Linked DNA regions of Homo sapiens: region 1 is linked to region 2. Evidence: read pairs that join two places in POLR2A ChIA-PET (ENCODE). Cell type or tissue: HepG2. All regions are shown on one strand. Each heading gives the region's core, and the rest is flanking DNA. Links, peaks and the distances in the headings are about the cores only.

The links. Peaks named below come from ENCODE experiments on the same cell type or tissue, not always from the same donor. Only the 100,000 strongest peaks of a DNase experiment are listed, where the experiment ranks them.
Region 1: POLR2A ChIA-PET joins it to region 2 with 7 read pairs; 2 of 35 experiments call an interaction of 5 or more read pairs at or near these places.

What each region holds. Positions count from the first base shown.
Region 1 is chr13:27,400,245-27,410,240 of GRCh38, reverse strand. LOC124903138 (a long non-coding RNA gene) reads right to left here and starts at 7,027. Exons shown (of 2, transcript XR_007063733.1): 1 at 5,860-7,027; 2 at 3,794-5,106. It also overlaps the pseudogene RNY1P1. RefSeq lists an enhancer at 5,819-6,389. In HepG2, for the core only: CTCF peaks have their summits at 3,756 (motif pointing left) and 5,845; DNase peaks (open chromatin) are centred at 3,740 and 6,060.
Region 2 is chr13:27,955,362-27,965,357 of GRCh38, reverse strand. It overlaps CDX2 (caudal type homeobox 2), which reads left to right. Exons shown (of 3, transcript NM_001265.6): 2 at 343-488; 3 at 1,989-4,440. The coding sequence ends at 2,243. It overlaps LINC00543 (long intergenic non-protein coding RNA 543), which reads right to left. Exons shown (of 1, transcript NR_135254.1): 1 at 9,995-9,996. Among named protein-coding and RNA genes, the nearest start is that of LINC00543, 6.8 kb to the right of the region's middle. In HepG2, for the core only: a CTCF peak has its summit at 4,913 (motif pointing right); DNase peaks (open chromatin) are centred at 2,887, 4,477 and 4,847; H3K4me3 peaks cover 2,599 bases.

The sequences.
Region 1 (9,996 bases), core at 3,094-8,093, 560 kb after region 2:
CCATTGAGCTGGGTACAAAGTGGGTTCTCATGATTTAGAAATCTATATCTGTAGTTTTAGGAGATATTCTTGAATTACTTCTTGGTTGATGCCCTCTGATCCTCTAGTGTTCTCATCTTTTCATTAGAGAATGTTTCATTTCTTTTTCTTTTTTCCTTTTTTTGCTCTATTTTCTGGGAGATTCCTCCAGCTTTATTTTCTAACCCTTTTATTAAGTTTTTAAAATATTCTAAAATATTCTATCATATTTTTATGTTTTAAAATTTCTGCTACGTTTTAAATTTAAAATTTTTAAATTTAATCTCTGCTTGTTACTTTTTCATAGCATCCTGTTCTTGTTTTATGCATGTGCTATCTTCTCATCTATTTGAGGATATTAATAGTAGTGATTTTGAAATTTGAAACTCCCTACATGATCTGTTTCCTCCACTTTGCATTGTTCTCTTCGTATTTGTCCCTGTCTTACATCAGAGAATTCTTCAGCTATTTGGTGATCTTCTGGGACTCAGAACATACCACCCCAAAATACATAGGAGATTAGAAGATAACACCGCAAAAATGTACTTCTTTGGCATGTTTTGAGCTGATTATTCTGAGAAACTGCAGATACAGGAGTAGTTCTGAAAAGCTGTCCTTTTGTAAATGGAGGTAACATCTAGAAAGAAAATCTAGTAAAAGTATCTGTATCAGGCCTGGCATGGTGGTACACACCTATAGTCCCAGCTACTCAGGAGCCTGAGTTGGGAGGATCATTTGAGCCCAAGAGGTTGAGGCTGCAGTAAGCTATGATCACGCCACAGCACTCCAGCCTGGGTGACAGAGCAAGAACCTGTCTCAGAAAAACAAAGAAACAAAAAAACTTCTGTCTCTTATAATGTCATAACTTCCTTTAAAAAGTGAAAACAAAAAAGTACCTGTATCAGGAAGAGGGATGCTCCAGACAACTTTTATTACCTGAAAGACCAGACAACTTTTATTACCTGAAAGACCTTTTATCTGCACAAGACAACCTTTGTTCACCATGCATTTCCACCCCTCTTCCTCCCATACCTTGTTGCCATCTCCTGCTAGAAGCCCTGAGGCCCTATTTCTTTCTGTAGCTCAGGATGGGATATAAGCTTCGGTCATCTGGCCCTTCTTCAAGTCTCATATATTGTGGGACTGCTGTGCGTATGTACATAATTAAACATGGTTTTTCTCCTGATAATCTGTCTTATGTCCATTTAATTATTTGTAGCCCAGCCAAAGGGTGGAGGGAAGCCCTTTTTCCCTCCCCTACAGATCCCTGGCTGCTTTCTCATATTTAATTAAAAACTAATTGAAGCCCTGGACTCATGAGGGATGACCAAGAGCTGGGCTGTTTCATTGGCAGCCCCGGTGTCTGTAGGGCTTTCCTCTTGGGGTGGTCACAGCCCTCAAGTCCCTGCACATTGCGTTCTGCTGGCTGCTAGTTGTGGGGAAAGAGAGTGGGGGTTGCCCTGTTCATTGTATAAACTTTTCCTTAGTTTCTGTACCCTCAACTGTACCATTCCCATCAATCCAGAGACCCGGTGCTTTTACGTCTTCATTGGGTATAACTATCTCCAGGCTTCTTCTGGAAATAGAAAGGTGAAATTACCCACAGTGAGGAGTGAGGGCATTTGTGTGTGTGTTGTTGCATGTTGTAAGACCTAAAATGTCATGTGCTGCATGATGTCTTAGAGCCTCACAGGGCCCCAAAGGCCTGACTATGAGTTTCCCTGCTCTGGCCAGATATGCTCCCCCGAGCAACAAATCTCCTCCACCTGGCCAGTTCCCCTCTCAGCCAGACCAGCAGCACTCCACCTGATCCTCCACCTAACAGGCTTCACCTCCTTGCCAGTCTGTGGAATTATTCAAACAAACCAATCACATCCTCCCCTGGAAACCAGGGAGCACCTCATCCTCCTGTTACTACAAAGCCTCCTCTCACAGCCCCTACTGGTTCATCCAGTGCCGCCGCTGTGTGGCCCTGCACAGTGTGTGGCGTCCTCCTCCCCTGGCTGTTTGAGTATGTGTGACTGATGAACTGTTGTCATCTCATCAGCCCAGTGCTGGGTGTCATGTGTTCAGCCACCTTACACTGTTTAGGGCAGAAGATCCCCCCTCACTAACATGGTAAATAGAAGAAAATCCGTACAGAGTGTGTGTCTCTGTGTGTATGTATGCATGCATGCATGTGTGTGCAGTGTGCTTAGGGGTCTAACTACTTCTTAAACAGACCTTCAGTCAGTTTTCTATTTCTAGCACCTCCCCTCTTCTAGAGAAAAAATGATAAATGCTGGAGTCAGACTGCCTGGAATTGGATTCTAGTTCTGTCCCACTTCCTGACGGTGGGGTCTTGGCAAGTTATTCAACTTTTCAGTACCTCAGTTTCCTCATCTGGGAAATGAGGATAATAACAGTGCAGGATTATTGTGATGAGTCAATGACACTACATGCAAAGGGCTCACTTTGGGCTCCTTATAAAAGATGTTGGATTGAATATAAGCATTTACTTGTGCTTCCTCTGAACCCTCAAATAAGTAATGGTGAGGTCCTTTTTCAAAAAAGCATATTACCCCAGAAGGACAAATGAACCAGAGACAAGAGACTGTAGCAACAACATTTTTGGATGCTGGAAAGCAAAAATTGAATGGTAACTGATTGAGCAGAGGCAAGAAGCCATGGGGAGAATTGAATAAGTTAACACATACTAGGCACTGCAAACAGTCAAGTGCAGTAAAACTGTTGTGGAAAGCTTTAGGTTGGCAGAAAAAGAAAATATTTTGAAGAGGCTGAGATAAGTCCACAGACTTCCTGAGAAAAAGAACTGACAGCAATCAGTACTGCCTGGGAATGGTAGGTGAAGAAATGTGAATAAGGCTGACTTATTCCCAACTGAAAGTAAGTTTTGAACTACACAGGGTTGGGGACTTTGGAAAGGAATTATCTTAATATAAATAGACAAATGAAAGAAGTTGTATATTAAAATTATATAAAGCTTGACCACCCTTCCATGCAGGGAATGAATTTCAGGCAGTGCACCCTGAAATGGAGGTGGATACAACCTGGAATTGACACTGACTCCCATGGGTACTGCAGCCTCCACTGGCACACCCCAAATTTCTAAGCGCAGTTTCAGGCACTGCTGTAAGCACTGGGAAGACAGTGATGAACGAAATAGGCAAAGTCCCTGCCAACACAGAAGGATCCAGATGCTGGTGGGTTTTTTTTGTCGTTGGTTTTGTTTTATTTTGTTTGAGAGACAGGGTCTCACTCTGTCACCCGGCTGGAGTGCAGGGGTGTGATCGCGGCTCACTGCAACCTCCGCCTCCTGGATTCAAGTGATTCTCCTGCCTCAGTCTCTTGAGTAGCTGGGATTACAGACACGTGCCACCACGCCTGGCTAATTTCTGTATTTTTAGTAGAGACGGGATTTCGCCACATTGGCCAGGCTGATCTTGAACTCCTGACCTCAGGTGATCCGCCCACCTCCCAAAGTGCTGAGATTACAGGTGTGAACCACCATGGCCAGCCCAGATGCTGTTTTAGCCTCCGACAGAGGGAAGCCAAAGGCACCGGGTGCTTGGGGGAGAGGGTGGGAAGGAGAGGTTTCTCTCAGCAAGGAAGGGAGGCTGAAGTCACTGGTTCAAACCAAATGTCCAGTTTCCACAACACCATTGCCCAGAGTGTGTGTGCTACTTCACAACCATGAATTTGTCCTGCCACCCATGTGGTTTCTGAGAAGAAACCACCACAGAGCCATCTTGTGGTGGAAAAAAAGACACACAGGTTTCACCATGAACACTTTATTGGATTTTATATGGCATTAGCAGGTGTAAATACATCTGCATGCTATTGTACCCTTGAATCCTCCCATATGGTCCAGCAGCATTTTAAAGTGGTCAGCAAATGTTTACAGCAATCTACACTTGTCCCACTAACACATTTACCACAGGTAATTAACTTAACTACCTGATAAAAATGTAATTGGCGTGTTGTAATGCGAGCTATTGTCTGAGAAGACTTTGACTGACAGTTACTTACATTTGCTTCTTGGTTATCTTTATAGGCACATAATTAAATCCAAATTCGATCATTATTTTGTGATTTGATTAAAGTAAACAGTCAAATTGGGTAATCATGGTCCAGAAAGATTTATTATTTGCCTCAATTATGCAGTTTGGATTTTTTATATTGTTAGAACATAATAAGAAATTAGTCTGATTGCTCTCTCCATGCTGTCAGATGCTGTGTGGCCACACCCTCCATGTCAGGGAGAAACCTGATTCAGCAGAGATGACTTCATGAGGCTGTGGAATATGAATTTGTATGATTCAAGGACTCATGTTGCCTCTCCTGGAAGCATCCATCATTGCATCTGAGCCATTGAGCACATTGCAAACAGCAACAACACACACTGAGTTCAATGACACCACAGAGAGCATCCCCACCCAGCACAGGGGACAGAATTTCAGTGCATGGATTACAAAGCAGCTGCTGCCCAAGCATGGCTCCTCTGCTGCTCCAAGCACTAGTGTCACCTGTGGATACACAGCTGTTATAAACAGCTTGAACAACCGTGAAAAGCCTCCCCAAGTTGCTTCGGCTACGACTGGTGATACACACGCACCGCCAGTCTTCATACAAACTTCAGCCCTCAAATAAGCAAACAGCCTCCTGCATAAGCTCAGCAGATGCCCCCATCTTCAACGCTCATAAGAGACACTTCAAAAATGTGGCTTCAGGGTTCTTCTCACTCTGCTTAGAGAGTGCTCGGGATTCACCAGGTGCTTCCACAGATTTGGGCAAGTTTGCAGTGGCCTGCCCAATAACGACGCCTTTGCTGAGCTGTGTTTATGAAGGCCAAGTCTCAAGACCACGAACAATGGAACCATAAGAGCCTCAGCTTGGTACCAATGTTTCCAGGCACTAAGTTACAGTCCCAAACCCAGTCCATGGGGATACTCTGCTACAGATGACTTTGGCCATGCCCTGGAAGTTGGTTAAGACAGAATTCAGTTCAATTTTTCCAGCGGGTGGAGGTTGCAGTGAGCCGAGATCACACCACAGCACTCCAGCCTTGGTGACAGAGCAAGACTCCATCTCAAAAAAAAAAAAAAAAAGAAAAAAAGAAAGAATTCAGTTCAATTTTTAAAACAACTGGTTTTTCCCATTTCCTTAGGGAAACCTGGAATGTGTTTCCTGCTCCTCCACACCTGTCCAGCCTCCCACCCCGGCGCCAACCTGATCTTTGCCCAGCAGACGCGGAGGCGCCTGCCCAACCTCAGCCCTGTGCCCACGAGGGCCTCAGAGCCCGCAGACTTCCTGCCGGGACCTGCTGGCCTTGCCCATGTTTTAGCTCCTGGCTCTGCTAGTCTTTTCCTGCTGTCTCATGGTCTCACGTGTAACACTCACATCTCCCCAGTGAGACCGTAAGTGACGTGAAGGCAGCAAGCAACAGGTGTAGAGCAGGTCATACGATCTGTGTGTTCGCTCAGCAAATACGGAACGCCTGCTCCATGCCAGACCCTGCTCTACACCCGAGGAAGACGGTGATGAACAAATAAACCCATCATACCCTAGATGCACAATCTGAAGGATGCTCCCAGGTCACCCAGGATGGGAATAAAACCAGAGCCTTCAGTGATGCCAGTTAATCAGACCCTTGGCTTTCGGTTTTACTGTGCATCACTGTGAACTGATGTGCATGCGTTAGATGGCACATTTCCTGACGAGGGACAGGCTCCGGGAAGTCCATGGGGCTGCTAACATCTTAGTAATCCAGTGGTTCTCACAAGATATGCAGTATTTGTCCCACTGGGGGGACTTGATGACCATGAGCCCTGCAGCACTCACCTCAGCACAGTGCCCAACAGCAGGAGGAAGTCAGGGGGCCATTTGCACTGCCGATTTCAAATTACCCTTAGCAAATATGGTTCACTTCATAGAGCAAACAGGATCAGCCAGTTAATCTATGGAGCAAGAGAGAAAGAACTTTACCCATAATTAATGTTTTACTACCTCTCTCAAAAAGCGTAACCTTTAACCCCCAAATCAACTCTAAAATGAGGCGAAGGAGGAACAGCTCCTGGTCAGTCCCGGTGCTGGCTCTGTCCCTCTGCCAATGCTGTTTCGATCTGGAGAAACAAATAAACGGAAATATAAGCTCTTTACAGCACACGGTGAAGCAGACCCACAATTTCCAGACCAGAGGCAGCCTCGAGTGGAGTGATATATGGCTGTCTTCCTGAGTGCTCTCCTGCCTGAGACCGAGCTAGGCCCCAGGAGTAAACTGGTGGTGAGGGAAACCCTTCCATGTGCCTGGAGAGCAGTGTGGCAGGAGGTGGGCCTGCCTAGAGCTGACTGCAGAAATTCTGTCGTGGACTTAGCTCCAGCAGCAACTAATTGACTACCTCAAGGAGTTAATGCTTCCACAAATATGCCAGACAGTGCCAGTAACTACCAGGAAGGATCTCATTTAGCACAAGGATTGCATTGACTCCAAAGTTGAAATCAAACTTGGTGGTGATTAGAAATGGCCTTAGTGAAGCCCAAGCCAGGAAGAGAGCTGTTCTGTGTAAGATATCAGTTATGCGGTAGAATTCTCTAGAGCCAGTACTGCTAACCCAATGCCCAGCCTGCCTCCTGCTAAGCAGATCACTCAGGTTCTTTTTGCATGCCTATTGTGTCAATGACAGGCAGTTCCAGACACTTTCATTTTTATATAAGCCTAAGTATTTGTGACCTAAGAAGTGAGTCATTAGGAGTCGGTACAGCTTATTATTCACACACTAAAACTAGCACAGAACTAGCATTTACCAAGGGTTTAACTTCAGTTCCTTCCCAGAGATCTGGCTGCTGTGCACGGCTTAGCTCTGTGGCCCACATATGCAGCATAGTTGGAATTCCTGCAGTTTGGAAGAGGAACAATTTGCTATTAGTGCTGTCTTGAGGTTGTCATGCTTTATAAGTGCTGCTTTTCTTGCTTTTGAATTATAACTTACAGTTGGTTTTGTGTCTTTATTGCCAACTTAGTTCACTGTGTGTTGTCTGGTTAGTGTGTGATGGTATATTCTAGCATCTGCCTATGCTGTTCTGGTAACTACACTTGAACACATAAACACACTAGGTTCAAATATGAACCACGCATGCCGCTATTGCTAAATGAAAAATGTATGTGATTCTGCCAGATGTATGTGGGCATCCCTTTTCCTACGCCATATGGAAAGTGAATGAGGGAGGTAGGCCATGAAGTTTCTGGCTTGTCAAAGTAGGGTGCTGTCAAAAAAGTTTTGCAGGCTCCAGTCCTAGAAGTCTGGAATTACATTACACCAGTGTATGCAGTGGTGTGCTAGTAGAGATGTTTGCAGCCAGCTTTCAGGGGTAAAAAGTGTGTCTGTGTGTGTGCGTGTTTAATATGTTTATTATAAATGTTGATACAGATGTGTGATGTGCAACTTACAAATAAACATACAATTAAATATACAATACTCTTAATCACAAATCCCATATAACCGACTCTCACTAAATGCTTTCAGTTGATTTTTGTTGAATCTTGTATCCATAGCCAAACTGTAGTTGCAATTGATGAACAAGTGCGGTTCCAACATAAATGTTAGTTGTCATTTTGTTTAAGAGTAAGACAAAAGTGGGTGATCGAAAGGTAGTGAGTTATCTCAACCGATAGTTCATAGTTAGTTACAGATCCAACTCTTTATTCTACACTTTCCTCCTTCTCACTCCTGCACTTGACTAGTCTAAAAAAAAAAAAATGCCAGGCGTGGTGGCTCGCGCCTGTAATCTCAGCACTTTGGGAGGCCGAAGAGGGTGGATAACTTGAAGTCAGGAGTTTGAGACCAGCCTGGCCAACACGGTGAAACCCCGACTCTACTAAAAATACAAAAATTAGCCAGGTGTGGTGGCGGGCAACTGTAATCCCAGCTACTTGGGAGGCTAAGGCAGGAGAATTATTTGAACCTGGGAGGCTGAGGTTGCAGTGAGCCGACATCACGCCATTGCACTACAGTCTGGCCAACAAGAGCAAAACTCCGTCTCAAAAAAAAAAAGTGTGAAATAACAAAGACTATGTCAAAATTTCAGTCCTTTATCAATGATGTGACTGTTTTGCCAAATCAGATAGTATTTTCAAAAGCTAGAAGAAAGTATTTTCAATGTTTAAGCAATCTGCAATGTAATGGCTATGAACATTACAGTTTTAAGTTTAATTTGCATCATTAACATTTTCTCCATCACTTTCTTAAGTCCAGGCAATCAACTAAACCATCAAGCCCTGGCTTGCAGTGTTTGCCCTTGTTCTGGTAAACATTCCCACCATGGCTGATTTCAGTCTACTGACAGGCATCACTGACCTCAGAGTTGGGGAAAGATTCACAGTAATACACCTTTCTATAGTATTCCTACCATACACCTTCAGTAGCCTAAGTAACCTCAAGAACGTAAATTGTAATACAATGCAGCAAAAAACAAATTAGGAAGTAATGAGCTTTGAGCATTTTACCTTTGTTTTTTATATACCTTATTTCAGCGTACCTTTATAAAACTTAATTATCAACAGTGGCTATGTTTAATAACTGGGAACTTACTAAATATAATATTTAGATTCGTGAAGATGCTTGCCAGCCTATGCCAGCCAGCCTCGGCACACCATTGAGTGCAGCAGTGGTTTAGGAAAGCCTGGTTTTTCCTTGTTTCCCATTCCTACTCCCCTTGGCACAGTCACTGAGGGTGTCCCACTCTGGGCCGAGCTGTGGCTAAGCAGTCTGTCTACAGCCAAGATGGGCTGGGCAAGTCTGCACTTCTGGAGGTGCCGGAAGCCCAGCCCCACCATAAAGAGGAAGTGCTGGAAGCATTTTGAGAATTAGGAGGAAAGTGCCAGCCAGTGACTAAAAGCCTAGTGCAGTCATAAAACTCTGCCCTGGGGTATGTCCTGAGAAACAAGGTGTTGGCTTTGAAAGCTTTTCATTTTCTCTCCCTTAAAAACTTAACCAGAAACTTTAGTTATAAGCAGATCATAAAACTCAAATTCCAATACCAAAGGACATTTCCAAGGACATGTATACATGATTTATACATTTTATGATACCGATCCAATGACTAAAAATGCTTTTTTCCTCCATGCTAGTAACTGTATGAGTCCTTTTATTGGCCAAATGTGGATTTTTAAAGTTTTTTTTTTTTCATGCTTTTTTTTTTTTGAGACAGGGTCTCGCTCTGTCGTCCAGGCTGGAGTGCAGTGGCTTGATCTTGGCTCACTGCAACCTCCGCCTCCTGGGTTCAAGCAATTCTCCTGCCTCCCCGGTGGCTGGAATTACAGGTATCCACCACCACACTGTGTCCAGAGTTGGAGTTTCTTCCTTCTGGTGGGCTCCTGGTATTGCTGACTTCAAGAATGAAGCTGCAGACGCAGCGAGTGTTACAGATCTTAAAGGTGGCAGGGACCCAAAGAGTGAGCAGCAGCAAGATTTATTGTGAAAAGCCAAAAAACAAAGCTTCCAAAGCATCAAAAGGGACCGGAGCAGGTTGCCGCGGCTGGCGGGGAGGGGAGTGGCCAGCTTTTATGCTCTTATTTGTCCCTGCCCACATCCTGCTGATTGGTCCATTTTACAGAGTGTTGATTGGTTTATTTTACAAACCTCTAGCTAGCCAAAGAGCACTGATTGGTGCGTTTTTACAGAGCACTGATTGGTGCATTTTACAAACCTCTAGGTAGCTACAGAGCAGTGATTAGTGTGTTTTACAATCCTGCCTATGCTGATTGGTGCATTTTACAATCCTCTTGTAAGACGGAAAAGTTCTCCAAGTCCCCACTCAACCCAGGAAGTCCAGCTATCTTCACCTCTCAACACCTGGGTAAGTTTTGTATTTTTAGTAGAGTCGGGGTTTCACCATATTGGCCAGGCTGGTCCTGAACTCCTGACCTCAGGTGATCCACCCGCCTCAGCCTCCCAAAATGCTGGGATTACAGGCATGAGC
Region 2 (9,996 bases), core at 1,896-6,895:
CTGCCCCCTTTCCCTTGGTGTCAAATATATGCCAGTACTGTATTTGGTTTACCGAAAGGGTGGTTACATTCTGCTGTCTTCTGTGTGAATGAGGTTTTCACTTTCCTTAATTTTTAAAAACCACTTAATACCAAGGTTAGTTTAGTTGCCTCCACTAGCCTCATACCCTCCCCCCACAGGACCCTCTGGGGGGTCTTGTCAGACTTGGCAGGAACCAGCCAAACCCGGGCCCCCCAGGGTGGTGGAGGAAGAGAAATGTCCCTGGGTTAGGGAGGTTTGTCATTACCCATGACTGATGGGCTGCCTTGCAGTTCTCAGCCCTCACTTCTCCTTCCTCCACAGTGAAAACCAGGACGAAAGACAAATATCGAGTGGTGTACACGGACCACCAGCGGCTGGAGCTGGAGAAGGAGTTTCACTACAGTCGCTACATCACCATCCGGAGGAAAGCCGAGCTAGCCGCCACGCTGGGGCTCTCTGAGAGGCAGGTGGGGACCGCCTAGCTCCCTCCGGGCGGGCCACTGCCTGGCAGAGGACCATGAGAGTTAGAAAATCTGGCTGCAGGGGCCATCTAAATCTGTGGAGAGACTGAAGCAGGAGGATGCAAGCATTCGTCTTTGGAGTCCTTTTTTTTTTTTTTTTTTTTTTTAAACAGAGATGGGGTCTTGCTTTGTGGCCCAGGCTGGAGTGTAGTGGCACAATCATAGCTCACTGCAGCCCTGACTTCCTGAGCTGAAGGGATCCTCCTGCCTCAGTCACCTGAGTAGCTTGGACTACAGGCTCGAGCCACCATGACTGGCTAATGTTTAAATTTTTTGCAGAGATGGTCTCACTGTCTTACCCAGGTTGGTCTCAAACTCCAAATGCTCCTCCTGTCTTGGACTCCTAAAGTGCTGAGATTACCGGTGTGAACCACCATGCCTGGCCTGGAGTACATGCCCCCCCACCCGCCACCGTCGAAACGCAGTTTCACTCTTGTTGTGCAGGCTGAAGTGCAATGGCGCGGTCTCAGCTCACTGCAACCTCTGCCTCCCGGGTTCAAGCGATTCTCCTGCTTCAGCCTCCCAAATAGCTGGGACTACAGGCATGTGCCACCACGCCCGGCTAATTTTGTATTTTTAGTAGAAATGCGGTTTCTCCATGTTAGTCAGGCTAGTCTCGAACTCCTGGCCTCAGGTGATCCACCCGCCTCGGCCTCCCAAAGTGCTGAGATTACAGGTGTGAGCCACTGTGCCTGGCCCTGGAGTACTTTTTTAAAAAGCCTCCTTCTACCTTTAGTCCTCTTTTTTTGATGTTGTTGATTTTTTCTGTCTCTCTCTTTTGAGGGATATAAGAAGTGTGAAAAACAGCCAAGGGTATTAGTTTAATCCAGAATTCCATTTGGGTCTATAAAGACATATTAAAGACCTATTCTCTTTGTTTCCAGCACTGTACCTAAGAAAATAAACTGAATAAAGTACTCAGTCTCTCACAAAAACTAGAGGGACAAGACTTGGTTCATGAACATTTTATATATATAGTCTAGAAAAACAGGCCAACTTCACAGCCAGGAAGCCACAAAATTAAATCTCATTTTCAGCTCTAAGGTGAGGAAAATTACGTTTTAGTTTAGCCTTGAGGGGCCAAAGGTTGCCATTTGAAGTATACCACCCAGCACTGGCCTCCCTTTGCTGTGTAGAAAGGGCCTTGCAGTTTCAGTTTTCCTTGGTTCTGAGACTTTAAACTTTTGCAGTAAATACGTAGATAAAAGTTGCTTTGAAAAGAAACTCAGGGAGCAAGGAAGGAGGAAGACTCTTCCCCATGAGGCTGAATTGGGCCTAAGAATGGATCCAGGGTTGGGCTGTTATGGGGATGCCCGAGGAAAGCTTCTAGAAGGACTTGGAGTTCTGTAGCTGGAGCAGAAGATGTTGATGATACTGCTGGGTACTGTTCCTCTTTTCCCTCACATCTTCACCACAATGTGCTTTTCTCCACCTTTCCATTTCTAGGTTAAAATCTGGTTTCAGAACCGCAGAGCAAAGGAGAGGAAAATCAACAAGAAGAAGTTGCAGCAGCAACAGCAGCAGCAGCCACCACAGCCGCCTCCGCCGCCACCACAGCCTCCCCAGCCTCAGCCAGGTCCTCTGAGAAGTGTCCCAGAGCCCTTGAGTCCGGTGTCTTCCCTGCAAGCCTCAGTGCCTGGCTCTGTCCCTGGGGTTCTGGGGCCAACTGGGGGGGTGCTAAACCCCACCGTCACCCAGTGACCCACCGGGTTCTGCAGCGGCAGAGCAATTCCAGGCTGAGCCATGAGGAGCGTGGACTCTGCTAGACTCCTCAGGAGAGACCCCTCCCCTCCCACCCACAGCCATAGACCTACAGACCTGGCTCTCAGAGGAAAAATGGGAGCCAGGAGTAAGACAAGTGGGATTTGGGGCCTCAAGAAATATACTCTCCCAGATTTTTACTTTTTCCCATCTGGCTTTTTCTGCCACTGAGGAGACAGAAAGCCTCCGCTGGGCTTCATTCCGGACTGGCAGAAGCATTGCCTGGACTGACCACACCAACCAGGCCTTCATCCTCCTCCCCAGCTCTTCTCTTCCTAGATCTGCAGGCTGCACCTCTGGCTAGAGCCGAGGGGAGAGAGGGACTCAAGGGAAAGGCAAGCTTGAGGCCAAGATGGCTGCTGCCTGCTCATGGCCCTCGGAGGTCCAGCTGGGCCTCCTGCCTCCGGGCAGGCAAGGTTTACACTGCGGAAGCCAAAGGCAGCTAAGATAGAAAGCTGGACTGACCAAAGACTGCAGAACCCCCAGGTGGCCTGCGTCTTTTTTCTCTTCCCTTCCCAGACCAGGAAAGGCTTGGCTGGTGTATGCACAGGGTGTGGTATGAGGGGGTGGTTATTGGACTCCAGGCCTGACCAGGGGGCCCGAACAGGGACTTGTTTAGAGAGCCTGTCACCAGAGCTTCTCTGGGCTGAATGTATGTCAGTGCTATAAATGCCAGAGCCAACCTGGACTTCCTGTCATTTTCACAATCTTGGGGCTGATGAAGAAGGGGGTGGGGGGAGTTTGTGTTGTTGTTGCTGCTGTTTGGGTTGTTGGTCTGTGTAACATCCAAGCCAGAGTTTTTAAAGCCTTCTGGATCCATGGGGGGAGAAGTGATATGGTGAAGGGAAGTGGGGAGTATTTGAACACAGTTGAATTTTTTCTAAAAAGAAAAAGAGATAAATGAGCTTTCCAGATTTCAGATTCTGTATTTATCTTCAGATTTTGTCTGCAACTATTTTTTATTTTTTAAAGAAATGAAATATCTTCTCTGCTTGCAAGCTGATTTGGAAAATTCAGAGAGGGAGTGGAGATTATCTGGACAGCCTCATTTTACCCCAGAGCATCAGAAGCCTGAAAGAGCAGGTTCTGAGACCTTCCCTGCCCCCAAGCCTGAGCCCAGCCTTGGAATGCGTGGCTCTCCTGGGGGTGCCTTTGGGCAAAATGCACATCTGAATGGCCAGGTGCTTCCCAGCAGTCAGAAATTATGGGGGGTGGGGGTGAGAGGGCCCCCTCATAGCATCTCACCAAATCCACATGGAGGCTTTTTGCAAACAGCAGGCAGTTCCCTTCTGCAGTGACTCCCTCCTAAGGACGCCCCACAACCCAGCTAGTTAAACGTGAGCATTAAATTTTTTTTAAAAAAAATCCCCCTAGTTTCCCAAGACAGCATTTCCATGAATTTAGTCTTCTGTAAATCACTGGGCATTTCCGTGAGCCCTTTCTGCCTCCACTCTCTTCTCTGTCTTTGCAGTTTCCTTATCCCCGACCGCGCCCCCCCTTCCAACCCAATCACCCCACAAACAAGATTTCTAGACCCAGTATAAAATGATCCTTTTAGTGACAGTTTCTTGTTATCTGGCCGATCCACTGGGGACCGGGCTGCAGCCTTTAAAATTTTTGATCCTGGAGGCCGCCGAGCTGAACTTTCCGGCAGGACCCGGGCGAGGGGGGCTTAGCCCTTCGTTTCGATCTTCCCACCAACATCCGAGAGCCTAATCAGCGCGCCCACGGAGGCGCCTTAAGGGCAGTTGGGGAAGATGAGCAGAGCCGGGAAACAGCAAGAGGTATAGACCCTCTGCAGCACCTCTCCAATTCCGCGGCCCTTCCGGGTGGCGTATACAGCTCCAGGATTGGGAAAGGGGCTCCGGTGGCCCGGCCCGCGGGCGCCTGGCCTCGAAGCCAGAGGGAGGAGTGCGGGGCGTGGGGTCGGGGGGTGCCGGGCAGAGGAGGAAGCCGTGTCCGGGTCCGCTGGGCGAGGGGTCCTGGGTCAGGGGTCCTGGGTCAGGGCCGGTCTGAGCCCCGGTGCCCCGCAGGTCTCCCCGCGCCCCGGCCGCGCCCACAGGCCCGCCCCCTAGCCGCCGGGGTTGCTATGCGTTGCCGTGAAACGCCTGTCAATAAACCCTGTTTGGACAGTGGAGCAAGAGCACATGGGTTGTTTGCTTAGTGGTTAGAGGTTCAAAAGTCGACATTGTCCCGCTGCAAGCGATTACAAGTTCTTCCCCTTCCCGGGGCTCGGTCCCCTTGCACGCGGGTACGGGGCCAGGGAAGGGAGCTCGGCTGCTCTCTGAGATGCAAGCACCCGGCTCGCTGCTGCGAGCGCCTGGCAAGCCTCCCGGGCCACGGAAAAAGGCGCAAAACCAAGACCCTCTCCGGCAAGTGAGGCCACCGCGCTTCTAACGCCAACTGTGTCACCCCCGAAGCAATACCTACGGAACAAGGGATGTGGCACGAGTAGGGAGCGCAGCTTGAGGAGTGTAGGGAGGCCTGCACAGGGGCGCCTGAGGTTGAGACCGGATGACCTCGCGGCTCCTGACGCCTCCAGCGCAGAGCTTGGGGTCCCGGCCTCCGAATCCCACGCCTCCACCGCGTCCAGTCGCCGGTTCAGGCGCCAGAGGGCGCGCGCGCTCTGGGAAGAGATGGGGCTTGGGCTCGTGAACCCGGAAAGGTTCCAGTTTTCACCCAGTTGGGAGGTGCAAGCGCCTCTGCCGACTCCGGCTGAGCCCAAACCCGGGCGCTGCAAGATTTTTCTACGTTGGTCGTGGGCCTGTTGAAACTAAGTTAAAACTAAGTCAGGCAGGAGAGATTCTTGGGTTTGTTGAATGTTTAAGAAAAACAAAATTGGGGGAGAGGGACTATACCATTCTAAAAGGGTCATTTTGCACACGATGTTTTCTTTCTAAAAATTACAGTAATGTGGGCACAGTATTAATATATGGTAATACTAGAAATTTAGGATAAATATGAGAATAAAACCTGTCAATATTGTGGAACAGAGGTTTAAAAAAGTGTCTATGGGCCGGGCCGGGCGCAGTGGCTCACGCCTGTAATCTCAGCACTTTGAGAGGCAGAGGCGGGCGAATCACTTGAGGTCAGGAGTTCGAAACCAGCCTAGCCAACATGGCGAAACCCCGTCTCCGCTAAAAATACAAAAATTAGCCGGGCGTCGTGGTGCGCTCCTGTAATCCCAGCTATCGGGAGGCTGAGGCAGGAGAATCACTTGAACCCGGGAGGCGGAGGTTGCAGTGAGCCGAGATCGAGCCACTACACTGCAGCCTGGGCGACAGAGAGAGACTCCGCCTCAAAAACAAACAAACAAAAAAGTATTTATGGAGAATGAACAGCCTGAGTCTTCTCCCCCACGCCCCGCCGTGAACAATTCGTGGCTTTATCATATTCATCCAATAAAGTTAACACGATGGACTGCCAATGAAAGCAACGAATATTTCATTGCAATGTGTTTCATTTCTTTCTAATAATATCCAGAAAGATGCCTACGTCAGTGAAGAAAATATTAAATAACAATCTAAAAACACACATAGCAATATTCTTGCTGTTGTTGTTCACAACCACTCGGAAAAAAAAAGAGGCAACAAGCAGAAATGAAAGAAGTCTCAGCTACAGAATGGCAAGAAAAGTTATTTTATTTATTTATTTTTTTCTGAGATGGAGTTTCACTCAGTCGCCCAAGCTGGAGTGCAGTGGCATGATCTCAGCTCACTGTGACCTCGCCTCCTGGGTTCAAGAGAGTCTCCTGTCTCAGCAGCAGGTGCACGCCACCATGCCCGGCTAATTTTGGGTCGAAAAGTTATAGATATATTTTAGGGCCACTCTTTGCACCTCGTTTTAGACAGGTTGCTATTTACTAGCCTACTGACCTTGGGAAGGCCCCAACCTCTGAGCTACCACTTCCTTATTTGTAACATGGGGATCCAATGGGGAGCCAATGTAGCATTGTATGCTTATGACCAGACCCCAGTCATGATATGAGCAGCTTCTTGTACTGTATTCTGCAAAGTGCTGGAGAGTCCTTACAAAGAGCTTTTGAGCAAGAAAATTTCTCAAATTATGATAGAATAACCCTTTCCCAGAATTTTTTTTCTAATGCATTCAGCTTTGCTTACTTTGTCAAAATTGCCTGAAGTCTGTGTTCCTTGATTACCACTTCCTAAGCATCTGCATAAAATCTTGAGTGGCAAGGCACTAAGTAGCATTTCAGATGTGGCGACAAGTTGCTGATCTGTATAGCTCACTTGCCCTTTCATTTACTAGAAGACATGTTCCCAACTAGAACATCTAGTTTCTAGCTGTACTTAGGAGAATAAAGATTAGTTGAGGATATAGTTGAGAACCTTCTAATAATCCATCAGCACACTCTTTTTTTTTTTTTAAGACGAATTTTTGCTCTTGTTGCCCAGGCTGGAGTGCAATGGCTTGATCTCGGCTCACTGCAACCTCCACCTCCCAGGTTCAAGCAATTCTCCTGCCTCAGCCTTCTGAGTAGCTGGGATTACAGGCGACCGCCACAATGCCCGGCTAATTTTTTTTTGTATATTTAGTAGAGACGGGGTTTCACCATGTTAACCAGGCTGGTCTTGAACTTCTGACCTCAGGTGATCTGCCCACCTCAGCCTCCCAAAGTGCTGGGATTACAGGTGTGAGCCACTGTGCCTGGCCATCAGCACACTCTTAACCCAAAAGGAGCAGACAGGCAGATACTCTAACTAGATGGCATTAAAAGTTTCTTTATTTTGAGATAATTTCTACCTCAACACCTCAATATTAATTCTGTACTCTTCAGGAGCCACCCCAAGAGTACAGATTTAATATGAGGTACAGGTTTAACATATTAAACCTGTACCTCAGGCTGCTGAGGATTAAATTCTCTAAGGCTGATTCATCCTTAGATGTTGTTTTAAGAAAAATGTTTTACTCTCATCTCCAGAATTCTCCCTTACAGTAAAATTATGGCAGCAGATCTTGCATTAAATTGGTTTTGTTCAGAGTATAACAAAAACATTCATATCTGAGTAATGTAGATTAATTTGTAAATATTTAACTTATCCTCTTAATCACACTTAGACTGCACAAATTTTCAACCCCACAACTCCTACATTCAGTCAGTTTTCCTTTGCCTTTTTCCTTTTGCCTCCTGCTCTTCTTGGAGTGGGTGCACTATGATTTTAACAAACCAAGCAGGTTTTAGAGATGTCTGTGGGGCTAGCTGTGTGACACTGGGCCAAAAGAATCACCTGCTGTCTTTTTTTTTTTTTTTTTTTGAGACAGAGTCTCGCTGTCACCCAGGCTGGAGCACAGTGGCGATCCCGGCTGACTGCAAGCTCCGCCTCCCGGGTTCAGGCCATTCTCCTGCCTCAGCCTCCTGAGTAGCTGGGACTGCAGGCACCCGCCACCATGCCCAGCTAATTTTTTGTATTTTTTAGTGGAGACGAGGTTCACGGTGTTAGCCAGGCTGGTCTCGATCTCCTGACCTCGTGATCCACCTGCCTCGGCCTCCCAAAGTGCTGGGATTACAGGCGTGAGCCACCGCGCCCGGCCTCATCTGCTGTCTTCTTTCTTTAGTTACAAATCAGAGGAATACATATATATAAATAAAGATAGAGATATTTTATATTTAGCTACAAATCAGAGGAATACTATATATAAATAAAGATAGACATATTTTATACATATTTACACATATATAGACATATATGTATAAAATATCATGACTTTCTAGAAGGTTATGACATTAGATTTAGAAAAAAAACCTCTCAAATTCCAGATAAAGAAGGTAGACTCTGTGAGTTCCGGAGATTATACCAACGTTTACCTTGACATTCTTCCTGGAGGAATCAGTCCAGAGAAGGTGGGGGCAGCACTTAGGTGACCTTTTGGCTCCTGCATCTTTAGTGCCCAAACATTACATTTGTTTTAACAACAGCTTTTCCCAATTGGAATTTGTCATTAACCACAGCAGATATAGATAATATCAACAAGGTTGCCAGAGCCCCAAAGTTAAATAACCAGTAAAGCAGGATCCTGGTGATTCTGTGCTAGAGATGTAATCCATAAACCACAACACAACCAGTTTTGATCCACGAAAAAGACTTCCCTGAGATGAAATGATTTTCAAACCATCCCCTCACACGCACATTTACTTAAAAATAATATTTATATCACGTACTGGGTTTATGTGTCCAGTATTTTATTGGTAAGTAAAAACCCTGGGCAGTTCATGCACTTTCATATTTGAGTTTTAAGTTCAAAACTAAAAAGGAATTTTTTCCTAATTGCTCATGTGTTATCTCAGAACTTTCAGGATTAACAGTCTGCTATCTCAAACTTAGTATCTGTAGTATGATGATAATAGGTTTTATGGAAGTGGTAGTTGATAAGTTCCTCTCCAACCTCAGGGAAGCAAACAAGGAAAAACAATGCAGAGCTAAAGTCATTGTAATACAAACTTATGATGGCTTGTTATGTGGCACTTAAATAATTTTAATTTATTGATAATTAGTAGAATCAAGAACAAGGATTATATACCTAAACCACAGATTAGGAGTTGTTAAAAATGACCAGGGCAGGCTCTGTTTCCTACTCACGAAATACACTTCGGGTATTGTTCTTTCACTCTGTATAGCTAATATTTAAAAAACAACAGCTACAGCAAAACTTAACAGAACTAGATTCTGTTTTCAGTCTTCACTCGGCCCTCTCTTTTCTTTTCTTTCATTTTTCTTTTCTTTTCTTTTTCTTTCATTTTTCTTTTCTTTTCTTTTTCTTTTTTCTTTTTTTTTTTTTAGATGGAGTCTCGCTCTGTCTCCAGGCTGGAGCGCAGTGATGCGATCTTGGCTCACTGCAATCTCCGCCTCCTAGGTTCAAGCGATTCTCCTGGCTCAGCCTCCTCAGTAGCTGGGATTACAGGCGCGCACCACCACACACAGCTAATTTTTGTATTTTTAGTAGAGACAGGGTTTCACCATGTCGGCCAGGCTGGTCTTGAACTCCTGACCTCATGATCCGCCTGCCTCGGCCTCCCAAAGTGCTGAGATTACAGTCGTGAGCCAACGTGCCCTGCCAGCCCTCTATTTTCTAGACAGAAGCAGCTCATGTCATGACTGGGGTCTAGTCATAAGCGTACAATGCTACATTGTCTTACATGACTTCACTGGATCCTCAGGTTACAGATGAGGAAGTGGTAGCTCAGAGGTTGGGGTCTTCCCAAGGTCAGTAAGCTGATAAGTAGTAACCTGTCTGTAAAACGAGGTGCAAAGAGTGGCCCTAAAAAACATATAACGTTTCTTGCCATTCTGTGGCTGAGGCTTCTTTTATTCCTACTTGTTGCTGCTTTTTTTTCTCAGTGGTTATGAACAACAACAGCAAGAATATTGCTATGTGTATTTCTTATTATGTGCATTGCCAGAAACAAATAGAAAAAAATACATAAATAAGTCAGAACCAGACATCACTGTCTAGTAACAACATAGAAATGTAGGAGAGTGCAGGAAGAACAAAAAGAAAGAATGCTTGTCTGGAATCCGCACATAAAAACTTAAAACATTATTTTTCCCTTGGACCACTTTGTTAAAAATAATGCGTATTTTAGAAATCCAGATTCTTGTATTTATTTTCATTCATTCCTATTATTTTCATCAAATCTATGAATTTTACGTAAACATCTTTACGCTTTTAGATC